Linked DNA regions of Mus musculus: region 2 is linked to region 1. A link is a loop called in an ENCODE intact Hi-C map of the cell type or tissue named here. Cell type or tissue: heart. All regions are shown on one strand. Links, peaks and the distances in the headings refer to the core of each region. The heading gives the core; the rest is flanking DNA. Region 1 overlaps Mbnl1 (muscleblind like splicing factor 1). Region 2 has its middle 26 kb from the start of Gm38326.

Region 1 (7,854 bases), core at 1,747-4,246:
TGGAACAATTTTGTTTTATCCAAGAGTTACAAGTATACAGCTGAAAGTTCTTGCCTGATATTCACTAGACTAAATAACTTCAGTACTGCTTACAAATCCAAAAATTTAACTTTCATTTACTATAAATTAAATGATCTGTATACCTGAATCAGATTTAAGTTTTGATTACATTGATTCTTTATTTGTCCATGTGTCTGGTCACATGCATGCACTCATGCCCCAGAGTGTTATGTGGACAGCAAAGGATGGTTTGCAGGAGTAAGTTCTGTCCTCCCACTGTGTGGTTTCAGGACTCCGGCTCAGGATGTCAGTTGGTGCAGTGTCTCCTGGGCTCCTGCAGCAGGTGTAAGCAGCTGTCCTGCCAGCATCCCTTCTCAGGCTCCATGATCACTGTCCACGGCAGTGACTTAATCTTTCTCCTGGTAGTGTGCATGGCACTTTGAAACAATGTTTGATTATTTTATAAAATGCTTCCTATCTGGTTTGACTGGTAGTCCTCAGTTTTAACAATAGGAAATGATACAAATACCGTGATGTGGTGTGTTGGTTTTGAATCACACCAACAGAGTGGTGTGTCCCTGTGTCTCAATCTTTATGCATTTACTTGGTGAGAATGATGGCTGCTGGCTCTCCTCACTATAAAATCCAGACTTTCCCCCTCTCTAATTAATAAGGAAACCAACACAATAGTGGATAGATGTTTCATTATATGCTCTCTGTTCACTGTAAACATATTTTCTTTCTCAAGAACATTCCCCTGGAAATGTGCTAATATTTAAATGCTAAGCACTGCTGAGTTATGCCACTACATTGCTCTAGTTTGCCCTCTCCCTCCATGTACACCCTTGGTCACCAATTTGGATAGTTGGATTACTGTTTTCAGAAAGGACCCGCATGCTCATATTGACTGAATCCCGTGCATTTAATGACCTCATAGGTGTGTCGAGAGTACCAGCGTGGCAATTGCAACAGAGGAGAAAATGACTGTCGGTTTGCTCATCCTGCTGACAGCACAATGATTGATACCAATGACAACACAGTCACTGTCTGCATGGATTACATCAAGGGGAGATGCTCTCGGGAAAAGTGCAAATACTTCCATCCTCCCGCACACCTGCAAGCCAAGATCAAGGCTGCCCAATACCAGGTCAACCAGGCTGCAGCAGCACAGGCTGCAGCTACTGCAGCTGCCATGGTGAGTGGAGACAGCAGTGCCCTCCTGTCAGCAATCAGAAAAGATAGTGAACAATTTCTCTACTGCCAGCTATTCATCTATTAACCTCTTCCTCCCGTTTTGCTGAAGATATGTTTGTTCAGGTATCCCACACAATACATAAAGAAGCTACCATTCACAGACGCAAGGATAACTCCTCAAATGTTGCTCATCCTCTTAGCCTAACCCCTAAGACTGTCTCATTCTGGATGTAGGGTTTCTGAAATTCCTGCTTCATAAGGAACCACTTGTCGCCTTTCTGATTGAACGACACTGCCATTTCCAGTCTCTGATTTCTGTATGCCATCCAGCTGGCCCTTGTTCTCCTTGAGTGTGTTCTTCCCCACATCAAGGCTCTTCTTTACATTTATCTTGCCTTTAATAACATCATCTGAAACTATTTAGGAGAATAGCTTCAACAAAATTGTTTTTAAATTAGCTGCAATGATCCTTTTGAATGATCCGCTGTCGAGATCGTGTGAAGGCCTACTGTGGCAGAAACATGATTATTACAGTGCCAAATATTGACTAAGCCACTATACAGGGAAGAGAAGAGCACTAGCACTCAAGGAGTGTTTAAAAAATGAATAAATAAGTAAGGATCATTTAGGGTAGATGCTAAGTGGTTTATCTTAAGATCAACTTCAATGAGACCTAGTAGATGAGTTTAAGGAGGCCATTTCTTCTTGGCTTAGCTGTTTTAACGCTGTCCTTTTTAATATAAATATATAACTTATTCTTTAAATATTCATACAAAAATCATTGTCATGGCACAGTAAAATGATCATGAGAGAGGTCTTTTCTGTGTTTGTTTATGGATACTTGAGCAAAAATACAGAAGGCAGACTCTCTCCTTTTCTCTTTCTTTCACCACCCCCCCTTTTTTTTCTTTAGAGTATTATTTGAAATTAACTACAAAGAGGAATTATCCTCCAATAACAACTCAATAGTGCCTTTATTGTGCATGCTTAGTCTTGTTATTCGTTGTATATGGCATTCCGATGATTTGTTTTTTTATTTGTTTTTTCTCACCTACCCAAAATGCACTGCTGCCCCCATGATGCACCTCTGCTTGCTGTTTATGTTAATGCGCTTGAACCCCACTGGCCCATTGCCATCATGTGCTCGCTGCCTGCTAATTAAGACTCAGTCGGCTGTCAAATCACTGAAGCGACCCCTCGAGGCAACCTTTGACCTGGTACTATGACCTTTCACCTTTTAGCTTGGCATGTAGCTTTATTGTAGATACAGGTTTTTTTGGTTTTTGTTTTTGGTTTGGTTTGGTTTTGGTTTTGTTTTGTTTTGTTCTGTTCTGTTTTGTTTTTAACTGATTGAAATAGATATAATCCTTTTCCTGTTTAAAGTGGTTAAGTACAATGAAAATCTGAGTGTGGTTTCCTGAAAAAATGAGCAGAAAGACCTAAAATGCATACATAGATGGATAAGGTACAATGAAAGACTGGAATCCCAGCAGCCCACATTCAGTTTAACTATATTGTAAAACGTTCTAATGAAAGACTCGGAGGACGATAAAGTGTGGTGTTCACTCTATATTTATGTACCTGTGTGGTTAGCATGGCTTTAGTGATAGGCTTCTTTTCTTTTTAACATAGAGTGCAGTATTTCAGAAGAGTTTGCATGCTCTGGGACATTTGCATGTGTCAGCAGGCTGGGGAGGGCAGAGCTGGCAGGACCCAGCCAGTCACTGTACAGTTAACTATTAACAGTGCTTCTACTTGGCAGTCCTCACGGGGCTCCCGCGGCAGCTTTCCTTCTTCCCCAAATAGATGGCTTCTCACAGAAAGCCCGAAGCATTATGGGACATAAAAGACCTTCCGCGTTATAACATGTGCTCTCGTTACTCGTGGGCTTTTGTTGTGGACAAAATAATGCTTCCTCTAAAGCTTTTATCTTGCTTAATTTCTTTAATTGGTTTTGTCACCTGGATTGTCCCCCTGGGTAGTTAAGTGTTCTGCTGCTTGCTTGCTCGTGCCCCCTAACTGTTCTAGCCTACAACTGATTTCTCTTTTTTTCTTTTTCTCTTTTTACTGGTATTTGTTTTTATACTACTCACTAAACAGGGAATTCCTCAAGCTGTACTTCCCCCATTGCCAAAGAGGCCTGCTCTTGAAAAAACCAACGGTGCCACCGCAGTCTTTAACACTGGTATTTTCCAATACCAACAGGCTCTAGCCAACATGCAGTTACAGCAGCATACAGCATTTCTCCCACCAGGTAAGGGCTTGGGTTTGCTCTGGAATGCATCTGCTATGATCTCCTCGGGGTGCTACTGTTAAAGCAGGAAACACCTGCAGCGCAGGTCAGCTGTTAGCCATGGGAGGGCGAATGGTAAGCGAGTCAGCTGGGAAGACACATTCGGTTTTCTTATGGCTTTCCTTTAAAAGAGAAAACTTAAGCTTTCTGACACAGACATGCTTTATATATTTCTGGTGTTTATGCTATTTGGAATTGAAATACTCTCTCTTTTTCTCTTTCCTCAACACTGTTGTATGTTTGTCAAGCTGTGTTATGATGCTCTCCTGCTGTAAGACCCCTTTGCCTTCAAGATTCCACAATTTTATGAAATGACTCAATTTTGACATTTTCAACCTTCAGTTTGCAAAGAAGACAGTGAAAATTTATTTATTCTCGAGCTCTTACAATGTGCTCTTCATATTAATTATGCATGGCAAAATTATTCTTGTTCCTATGCTGAAGTTGAAGTAGCCCTAAGTTCCCTTGGTGTTAAATTTACTGCTTAGTCATCCATTGGCATTCCTGTTTAGTGCTGAGTCATGCAGCTGTGATTTCAGTTCCTTTTCAGTTTGGTCACATAGATATACTCCTACGCACAGAGATCTAAGGATAAGATACTAGTAGCTCACTTAGTTGGTTAGAAATTTACTATTTGAATATTCTTAATTTATTTCATACATCTTTTTTACATTATGCTTTGAAATTAATTACCAAGACACACTAATCTCTTTTTCTTTCTTATACAATTTTACTTTGAGAACACTTGAAATATATATATTTGATAAAATAATTTATTAACAAATTAGTAAGTGAATGGCTAGGTATGTGCATCACAAATCTAGCACATTGAGCTATGGTGACAGTATTTAGAGTATCACATTTTTGTGATATTAGAGAATGAGACAGTTTATTTTAGACTTAGAAAATTAATACATCATGCTCATATTAGATGTTACTAGGAAACAAAACTTTTTGTATAGTTCATTTCTGAAAACTGGCCATTTCCACATAGAATCAGGTGCATCATGTACATCAGCTAGCTGAAACATTTCATTAAAATATTCCATGATGAAATGAGAGGTGTGCTCTTGGATACCTTGTTCAGACTGCCTGATAGGGGTACCCAAGGCCTCATGCAGCTCCCTGGCCATCTTGTTGTGTTTGTGGATAGGAATCCTTGAGTGGTTGCTTCCTAGGGTTGCACAGACAAACACAGCACAAATTGCTATGTCTAGTGATTTTTGTCCAGGTTTTTGAGACATTTGTGTATTTATTTACAAATTCTTTGGCTTGAAAATATTGGCGATTTTATCTTTTTAAACTCCCTCTAGAACTAAAGGAAGTCAGCCTTACCATAGATTCAAATATAATCACATGTGTAGTGTCTTGGACAGAATAAGCTCATTTCCCAAAATCTAGCTTATTTTATATGCATATACTATAGAATTAATACAGGTGAAATATTCTATTAATTACAGTATAATTTAGAAAATACACTGTATTTTTCACAGCTTGGATTTTTAGGGCTATGAGGTGTGTTGCTTCAACAGTAACTGTAGATGTGTGGGTCTGTTTCATTGAAATTACAGGGAAGCACAGTGTGCTAGCTCCATAGAACAGGTGACTACATATATAGGAACTAGATTCTTGACAATGAGTCAAGGATTCTAGCTAACCATCTACCTAAAAGAAAAGAACAAAACCCAAACAAACAAACAAACAAACAAAACCCCCACATATTTAATGTAAGAAAAGACTTAGACTTCCATAGCATCTGATCATCTGGTCCACCATTCATGATTCTATCCTCCCACCCCCACCCCATGTGTCTGTCCATCATTCTGTCTTCAGCTCCCTGGCCTCTCCTTCCCTCCTTCCTTCTCTTCTCCTTGTCTTTGTCTTGCCTTTGACTCACTTAGCACACATGATTACATGCCCTGCAGGATGCTGGTATTTACACTAGACCTGCCAACAGGTAGGGGCAGGTAGGGGCAGTGTTTCCTGCCCCACAGTGCTCCTCTTTGTTTTCCACATTCCATTCCAAAGAGTCACCATTGGCTGAGTAATGACTCAGTAATTGCCTGCCAAATACCTCTTAGATGTCTTCTCTCCTTTTTTTCCTCAAACCCAAAGTTTGGCTTGACTGTCCATGCTCCCAGTGAGAAATATGGGGCCTAGTGAAGTGTAGCGATTTGTCATAAGTTACATGGCTCTGGAAACTTTTAGCAGAACTTTAAGGGAACTGGGCTTGTTTCTCAATAGCTATGAGCCTGTCATATAACTGCATTAAAAGGAATTTCAGAATACAGCCCTTACAAATCCCCAAACTCCACACCTTTTTTTATGCCCTTTATCTTATTTAAAATATATTAAGTATAACTGCTTTATTAAGTTCAGTGGGGTTTTTTGCTCATTTAATTGATTTTTCAGTTTTAGCTACACAGTTTCTTGTTTTATCTTTAATCTTCAGAATTAAGCTGATCATAAACAGACCAGCTATAATCTACAGCCCGTTTATGTCATAGAAATTAATTTAACCCCTTTGATATGCCAGAAATAAGACTTTCAGTGACACTGATTTTATTTGATTTTATTTTTGCCTTAAATATAAATAAAGGCAAGTTCTAACTTCACTGGACCTGAAGGAAGTAAAGACCATTCCTGAGAGAATTTTGAGGCTATCCTCTAGTATCTTTCCCCCTCTGTCTCTTACCCTGTGTAGCCCAGGTTTGAAGATGTTCTCCTATTTTCATTCAGTCCCCATGATTCACCTTAGCCATTACATGTTTGCAAGACCTTGAATACAAGCATCCTGGACCAAGCTCATAAGCTCATATGTAGTCTGTGCCTTAAGAATCTTCCAATGGCAAGGCGATGGGAAGGAATGGCCCTCGGCCCCAACAACTCATGGCTCCACAGACTTCCATGTTCTCCATCTTCAGTTTTCCATAATGATTTTAACTTCCTTGGAAGCATATCACTTCTCTCTACCTATCATATTTCTCTCAGCCAGTGCCATCAGACAGTTTTTTAAAGAGCTAAACTAGTTTAAGACAACTAATATGTTGGCTCACATTACACTACTACTAGAAATAAAGAAAAGGCCAGGAAACTGTTAGATGGTGATGTAGATGTTTGGACCAGCGAGGCAGAGAAATCTTTCACCTGTTGCTTTTATTATAATCAATATAAGTATAAATATTTATAGTTTTTAAAATTTATGTTGAAATATTTATAAATAGTAAAAATAAGGAAACTATTACATAATTGAATCTCAGTTTTAACAATTTATTGACTGCAAATTTTTAAGTAGTAAAACAATATTTATTATTTTTAGAGTATGTCAAATTATCTTTATAGTTCTTACTATCAACTTAAATAAGCAAAAATTATCACAAAGACATTCCAATTAGATTCCTGACTATAACATTTTCTCTCTTCTATTTATGTTTTTCTCCTTAGCTATACCTTTAATTTACTTATTTTATATAAGTATTTTTATATTCACACAGATAATCAAAATTTTAATTTAAAAGATAATGTAATCACAGTGACACATTTCTCAGAACCACACCATTCTGCTGTGTAAACATCTTTCTAGGGGAAATTGGGAGTTGATCAACATATTAGCTTAAATTTTGTCTTGTGTGAAAAACCGAGGGAAACTTTAAATTGACTATTTGGGCATCATTAGTAAATTAACCCATTGGAAGTAAAGATGAATATTATGGTCATTTCAAAAATGGCTTTTGGTTTGGGTAAGAGGGTCCTACAGCACCGTGTCCACACTTGTGAGTTACTGCACCCCAGCTAGTATTGCCATCGCTGCCTTGTGTTTATTTGCTACAAATCCCTTCTGAAACTGTGTGCATCGGTTACGATGATAATGAGGATGATAACCCCAACTAAAATTCAGTCAGGACAAGCTAAGGTTATGGAGAAAGGTCAGCTCACTTCCAGCACGCGCAGGCTCAGTTGTGCATAAGAGAATGGAATACAGTACGAAAACAGTAGCATCGTACTCAATTCAAAACCTTTAACTTTAATAATATTTGAAGGGCTTCAGTGTTCCTTAGGCAACACACTCTGCCCCTTCATTTTCCTTTGCCGTTTTCTTTCCCAGTCCTCCTGCCCTGGAGGGCAGCGCTTACACAGAATCTAGACCCAGCATTAAGTTGCGCTTACTGTGTTGTCTCAAATTATAGTCTTTGTTAGTGGTCTGTTTTGTTGTTCTTGTTGCCCTTTCACAAGTCTTTATACAATAGTACTAGCAAATTACAAATCTACTCAAGTGTCTTATGTACTGCATCCCTATAGGATATTAGCTTGCTTCTCTAGATTCAGTACTGAGTTTAATCTGCCCTCGCTGTCCATGGTCAGATAGC
Region 2 (7,854 bases), core at 3,155-5,654, 150 kb after region 1:
GAATTTTTGTCTTTTTGTTTGATTGTTTTGTATGTTCTTGTTTGGAGGGATGGAGAAGAAGAAGGAGGGAGGGAGGGATGAATGGAGAGAGGGAGGGAGGGAGTGAGGGAGGGAGAGAGGAGATGGATCATGAAATTGGGTGGGTAAGGAAAAGGATATAATCTGGGAGGAGTCGGGGAGGAGAAAAAGGAAAGACAACCATCAGGTTTATGTCTTAGAATGTTATTCATTAATGAATCCATTAAGCTATTAAGCTAATGTCATCTGTTAAGCCATTAAGTAACTTAAGAGATGACTCAGTGTTTGCTGAGCAAGCAGAAATACCTGAATCAGAGCATTAGCACAGCCATTTCTAGTCGTAGAAATGCATACCTGAAGCCCAGGCCAGATGGATTAGCTAATGGTTGCATACCAAGTTCAGTGAGAGACTGTCTCAAGAAGAAAAAAAGAGTGGAAAAAGAGAAACACACTTTGTCTTCATGAGCATACTAACACACACACACACACACACACACACACACACACACACACACGCGCGCGCGCACACACACACACATGCACACACGCACTACCACCACACCAAAGTTATTTGAAAATGCCAGAATATATTTGAAGGTCAATGAGATGATGCAAGAGCACTCTCCAAAACTGGGCAAGGCTCAGAGTATGAACTCTAAAATACAAAGCTTTGCTCAACACCTGCCCAGGTAATGTGCAGTTCTTTGCTGTTAAGACTTCTAGGGTATTGTGTGCTGCCTGAGGGAACAGAACCAATTACAAAATGAACTAATCTCCCTTTACTCATGAAAGTCAGATCTTTGTCTCTCATCCAGTTAGAAGACAAGTTGTAACCCTGGCATTTTGCTCCAGGTTATCTGTCTGATTCTCCTTTGCCACCATTTCCTCATGCCACCATCTCCTTAGTAGGGAACAGGAGTGTGACTTGAATTAGAAAGTCCTATTTAGAAATTTGTGTGTGTTAGTTTTTAATGCAAGTCCATGTAATACAGTTTTAGAAACTTTTTAATACAGAAATGTGTAATAGGGCAATGTCAGAGCAGTGTGCTCTGGCAATGTCCATCAATGGAACCCTGAGTACACTGTGTACAGAATTTATAAGCACAGGGAGAGAAATGTTGAGCTCTCATGTGGAAGGCAGCATGGCTGGACACACCGCTCTGCATTTCTCTCAAAGTCATGTTGCCTTTATTTTTGGTTTAAGAGAGGCTCAAAATATGCTTGTTGTTCATTATAAGAGGCTACTTATCCATATTCAAGGCATTTTTAACCAATTTGTTATTGTTCTGACTCTGATTTTCACTGTGCTGAATAAACTTCAGGATTTTCAATCTGCCTCCACAGAAACCAGAAGAAGAGAGAAAATTTTCAAATGCTAGAATAGCTTTATACTTTTAGAGTTTAGTGTTTATATTTCAAAGGTCAGTGGGTGTGTGTTTCCTTATATAACACAGCAATCCAAGCATGCTTTCTTTAACATGTTATATAGTATCTAGACACGTATATTATTTAAGAGCTTTGCAGAGAATTATAGAAAGAAGATGCATTATTTTGTTCTTTACTTGCAAGCTAAGGTACTTCCTACAGTGGACAGATCTGAAGGCATTTCAGGCAATCACAAACTGGGCAGTCCATAACCACTAAACAAGCACTAAAGGAGACATTTATACAAACAGGAAGAGGGACAGATTCAATCATGAGAGCATTGAAAATAACATGATGAATAGATGAGATCTAGGAAGAAATATGCCATGCTCAACAACAACAACAACAACACAAATAAATTCCTAAATAAACTAGGGAAAAAGCAAAGAACAAACAATGATTCACATAATCAGTCAAAGAACAAATATAATTGCAGGAATTGGTAAACATTTCTCAATAACAGTCTTAAGTACAAATGGCTTAACTCACTAATGAAGAGATAGTGACCAGCTGAAAGGATTAAAAATAAAAATTCAAGCTAGTCTATTGTTCACAGTATAGACACCTGCAGAGTCAAATGATGTAGTTAACCTATTGAGTCAAAAAAAGTTGGGGTAGCTATTGTAAAGTATCTGCTAAAGTAGACTTCAAACCAGAAATTTACCATTAGACATAAAACGACCACTTCATGCTAATTAAGATAATGCATCAAGAAAACACAACGGTTCTAAGAACATGCGGCCATGTCATATCTAGAGAAAGGCACTCCAAATACTCAGATATTGTTGTGGGAAATACTGGCAAAATGGCATCATCCCACGCTATACCCAGCTACTCTATGCCCACTGCTGCCATCTCACCTCCTCTAGACTAGTCACAGTTGGCGATCTTCCCTTCTCCAGTTTGCCTTACTCAGAGCCACCCATACCTTCTCAGCCATCTACATCCTATGGTTGGTGGTCCCAAATCCCTGTAACCTGGTAAAATCAAAACTCTAGAAGCTTATTATTAATCAGTCAGATTTATATATCAATAAATTCTCAATTCACAAGATGCCCACACAACAATAACAGAGCCAATTGATAATGATACAAGCTGCCCACTTAGATTAGACAAATTATCCCAATTGTTTTTCCTTTTATGATATTCATAGCTACCTGTGGCTAATTTAAGCCACACAGAATCTGGATCGTCTTCCTCTTCCTCCATCTTCCTTCCTTCTCCTTCTCCAATCACCCCCCTTCTCTCCTCTCCTCCCTCTCCCCCAAACTTTTCAGCTCCACCCTTTCTTCCATTACCCAATCATCAGCTCTACCCTATATTTTACAAGTTAAGGTGGGGAGAAGTTTCACAAGAAATCACCTGTGTACAAGATTCATTCTGAGTCCGTAGCCCAAATACAAGCATCAAAAGACAAGCAACACTAGGGCTATCTAAAAGTTCTTCTATTCTTTGGTATGTACCCAAGGACTCCAAGTCTGCCTACCTTGCTACAGAGATGGTTGTCCACCCCTGTTAGTTGATATATCTTTTCAAAATAGCTAATAAATGAAATCAGTCTAGATGTCCAATGGAGTGATGATAGACAAAAATGTGGTACATATACATAGTAATGAAAATTTCAGAATAGGAAAGAGTGAAATAATATTAGCAGGAAATGAAGGGAACCAGAGAGATTATGTTAAATGAAATATTATATGCTCAAAAAAGATAAACACCATGTTTGCCTTTATGTGAACATTCTACATGTAAGTGAGTGTGTGTGAGTGTGTGTATGTGTGTGTGTGCATGCGTGTGCTTGTGCACTTGCATGTGCCTGTGTGTGTGGAAAGAAAGGACAAAACAACATGTAATGAATGAAAAAAAAGACAGTGTCAAATGGATTAAAAAACAAGAACCCTACAGAAATATGTTCAAGACGAGAGAGCTACTTTAGATTTTTAAAAGTAGATGACAAAGCTAGCTAAGTAAATAGAATTTGAACACAATATGAATGTGAAGTTTATGCTGATAAGTATTTTCTATTTGCTCCTTATAAAGTGGAATTATGTGCATTATTCTCTGCCTTATATTATATATGCAAGGGAGATTGGATGTGTACAAAGCATCAGTCTGTAATCTCTGTTCCTAGAACTAAAGACATTATCTTGATAAATATGTGTAGCTCTTTCAAGAACTCACATTTAAAGTAAATATGCATTTCATAATGACTCTATAAGCAATGGTCTGGTCTCTACCCAGGGAAGTTAAGGTATTTTATTTGAGTAATTCTTCCACAGCCACTGGCATTTCATGAAATGTTTTCCCTCAGAGTTCATCCCAGGTATTGTGCAGACTTCCTGCTGAAGAAAACCTAACAGGCAGTTATACCTTGTTTCTAGCTATGGTGAGCTCTGATTTCTCTGTGAGCCCTGAAGAGTGTAGTCTATACATGGACCCTTCCTTTGAAAATCATACGGACCTCTGAGAAAGATTATCTCCACATCAACTTTCTGCCTTATTCCTATAATCTTCCTATAATTCCTATAGTCTGTATTAAAACCTTGCTTTAACTAAGTCAGTCATTGCCAGCAGCATCTGATTGAAGAGCTATACTTGAGCTCTGCTTTTCACTCTGGCGGCTTCAGAAACCAAGAAGAAACCCGAAGAAGAAATTCCTAAAGCTCAGCAGCCTAGAGATGAATTGGCAGGGATGTCTGCTGGGAGAAGACAGTATCACAGGGAATTTGTTATCTGCAGCCTTCCTTTCTTTCTTCTGCTTCTGACTTAGTTCATTTTTCTTCTGGGAAAGTCTTCCTGTTCAGGAAGAAGGAAGAAATGAGGAAGCAGGTCTTAGTGCCTACCCGAGTAAATTCTAGGAACTGTTCTGCCATGGAGGTGAAAATACAATGAAAGGGGGAAAAGAATCACATCAAGAAATACATATATATATATATATATATATATATATATATATATATGTATGTATATATGTATATGAATGAAGTACAGAAAACATAGGACTCAGAGACGTCGGGCTCGTCAAATGGGAGTTGCATGTTTTTAGGAGGGAAGGAAGAAAGTGAGTTACTAGCAGCATTCATGACCATACTAGCAATGTTTGTAAACATGGCAATTTGTGCTAAGGAATATGGAGGTGAGAAGGCAGAAGGCAGAAAGGCTGCTCATGTTACTGAGTTATGGCTGCCACCTGGTGGCCAGTATCAACTCCAATCTTGGCCATTATTTAAGAAAGCTCTTATTAATTTGGGGGAGGATATTCAGGAAGAGTGACGTTGTTGCTTCTCTGATGATGTCTAGTTTGCATTGCCATGCAAGGCTGTCTCTCTGGATTTGTCCCAGTAAAAAGAGAACAGGAGTTTATGTCATAAAAATTGAATTCTGTGTTTTAAAGTTCACAGCTCTTTAGAAAGGTCACAATTTATAATTTTATTTGAATAATCAGATGATAGCTTTATGTGGAAAATTAAGCACTCAAATTTTTAAAAAATATTTTCAACTGTCAGAATTTTACCCACTTTAAGTGTGAATTATGATGATAAATATTTTCTCAGAAGTACTGAATACTAAAAGTGTCTGTAGTGATTTGATTGTCCCATTGTCTGACAGATGAAGTGAGGACAGACAGAAAAAGAATAAAATGAAGCTCCCTGCCACCTAGTTTTTGTTTTCTTGTTATCAAAATGCTAATATAACTACAGATTTATAGACTTTATATGTATAGATTTTAATTGGCTATCTCCTTTTGTTTCTTTCCAATGTTTCTCATATTTCAGAAAATTAGATTGTCATTATTAAATGACACTTTTTTTTGGAAAATTAAGCAACCTAAAAATAACACTTTTAGAAAGTACAGAAAATGTCTGCTAACAGTAACAGTAATTGAGCTATGTAGAAGTGACTCTTAAAACCACGTAGTTTAAGTTTCTGATAACAGGTTCTCAACAAAGAGCCCATGTCCAGATATCCACATCATAACCACTCCAACTCTTTCTGGAGTACTAGACAGATCATATAAAAGAATGCTAGGACACCGGGAAAGAGCTAACAAGTACTTATGCACAGAATATTGCTAGAATGCATGAACCAGAGCACAAAGGAATCAGGTAATTTGTTTAAACTTGGAGACATTTGGTGTAAACTCTAAAGGAACACATCTTCCTGAAATTATCTCTGAGCGAGTTCCTCAGAAGCATTGTATCCAAGCTTAAAAACAAGACTCCAAGACCCTAAATGATCAAACTAGTCTGTAATTTAACCCTGCGACAGAATGTTCTTTAAAAGAGGGCAAGAAAATCCAGATACTCAAGAATGACACACAAAATGTTCAATATGCACTCAAAAGTAACAGGACACACCGAGGAACAGGCAATGTGATCCATATACAACCAAATGGAAATGTATTTAAGGGTTTGGGGTGTTGTTTTGGTGTAGAACACTTGCCTAGCATAAACAAGGCCTTGAGATTGATCCTTGACACTGAAAAAAAATGTTTAAAAATAGTAACAGTAAGAATAAAATATACAGAAAAGAAATTGAAACAATTTCACATACAGACTTCGTTTTAGTATATATAGTAATAGATTTATGGTCTTGTATTATTTAACCAAACATCATAGTTGAGAAAAGTTAGACACAAAACAGATGAGCTGCCAACATTTTTTGCCATAATAGTTTCTATGTTCAAATTTCAATATGATTCTCCCAAATTCTTAATGTTTTTTAAGAAAATGTAGCATGAATATTAACTATAATTAAAGGAGGCACCCAGGAAGGTAGGTGGTTTATTGCACTAAGTGCTCTAGCTCATTCATCAGGCAAGTGTTCAAGTGTAAGTTTATCCTTCTGCGTATATGTCTGTATGAACATAGCCACTGAGCCGTATAGATGATGCAAACAGATGCAAGTTGCTTTTGTTATCATAAAGCATAGTTTACAATCCTGTGCTCAAATCCATCCTTAGCTATTGTAAAAATTACTTTGGTCATGCATGAGTGTGGAGGTGTCTGCCTGTTATCCCAACATTCAGAGGTGGAGGAAGGAGAAGCACAGTCCAGAGACCATTCTAGGCCACAAAGCAAGACTTTGAAAAACAAACAGACAGACAGACAGACAGACAAACAAACAAACAAACTCAATAGACTTTTCTGATCCTCTACTTCTTACTAGTTGCAGCAATCAACTCATAAAAAATTTAGGGTTTAAATCCAAACATTGAAAGAAATTGGAAAATTTCAAGAATATTAAAATGAGCAGAGTTTTTAGATAAGATCTCAAAAGCACAGGAAAGAAAACAACAACAACAAAATTAACAACTGGAATTATATCAAAGCACAAAGCCTGGAGGGAAAAGAAACCAAGCAATAGGGGGCAGAAACGACCAACAGAACGGAGAGACTATCTGTAATGCGTACGTGTGTTGACATCCAGGACACAAAAGGAGCTTCAAAATCTCAGTAGCAAACATCCCATAACAAAGCCCCAAACAAAGCCCTAAGCCAAACCAAACCAAACAAAAAGCTCAACCAGCCAAGACACTGTCATTAGCCCTCCAAGGAAGCACACATTTCTCTAAGGAAGATGAGAAATGTCCAACCTTAACTAGTTGTCAGAGAAACGCAAGGAAAGACATTGTCTCACACCAGTAGCAATAGAAATTGCCTAGAAGACTAAAGATAGGAAGAGCTACTGGAGTGTGAGTGAAAGGGATGCTTGACCATCATTGGTGGGAATGATAATAAAAGCATCCACTACAGAAAGTGGAAAGAATATGGCTTAAAAGTTAATAATTGAACTGCTCCATGATCCAGCCACTGTTCCATTGAACACACAGACACACACACACATAGAGGGACAAGCACATACAGACACATAGACACAGACACACACAAAACACACACAGATACAGGCACAGACACAGGCACACAGACACACACAAGCACACACAGACACATACACAAGCATACACAGACACAGATACACACACATACAGATATAGACACACAGACACACACAGAAATAGACACACAGACACAAAAACACACAGATACATGATATACAGCCATGTATGGAGAGAAGGAAGTAGTTGGTGGATTAGTGAAAAAAATAAGCATATATAAAAATGACTATGAAAATCCATTCAAACATAAGTTCAAACAATTATTCTGCATGGGTGGACAGTGCTTTTTGTCAGAAGTTTTATTGAACAAAAATGATAGTGCAAGGAAAGAGATACCTCGCTAGTAGTCTGTGGTCCCACATTCAACCTTTCCAGTGGGGCATAGGAACTCTGCTGGCACACTAAGCAGCCTTGCCACTGGGTGTAGGAACTCTGTGGGACAGACTAAATGACATTCCAGGTGGGTGTGGGAATGCTGCTTGGGCAAGTGAAATAGGAGATGCTAGACTGCA

Evidence for each region. Hi-C counts contacts between places; a loop is a spot of excess contacts. Peaks named below come from ENCODE experiments on the same cell type or tissue, not always from the same donor. Only the 100,000 strongest peaks of a DNase experiment are listed, where the experiment ranks them.
Region 2: it touches region 1 in a loop (7-fold over the local background); 4 of 42 quality-filtered maps call a loop at or near these places.

The regions. Positions count from the first base shown.
Region 1 is chr3:60,612,326-60,620,179 of GRCm38, forward strand. It overlaps Mbnl1 (muscleblind like splicing factor 1), which reads left to right. Exons shown (of 10, transcript NM_020007.4): 5 at 938-1,195; 6 at 3,295-3,448. Among named protein-coding and RNA genes, the nearest start is that of Mbnl1, 120 kb to the left of the region's middle. In heart, for the core only: no CTCF peak of the experiment used is centred there; a DNase peak (open chromatin) is centred at 2,926.
Region 2 is chr3:60,758,445-60,766,298 of GRCm38, forward strand. No RefSeq gene overlaps it. Among named protein-coding and RNA genes, the nearest start is that of Gm38326, 26 kb to the right of the region's middle. In heart, for the core only: a CTCF peak has its summit at 4,643 (motif pointing left); no DNase peak of the experiment used is centred there.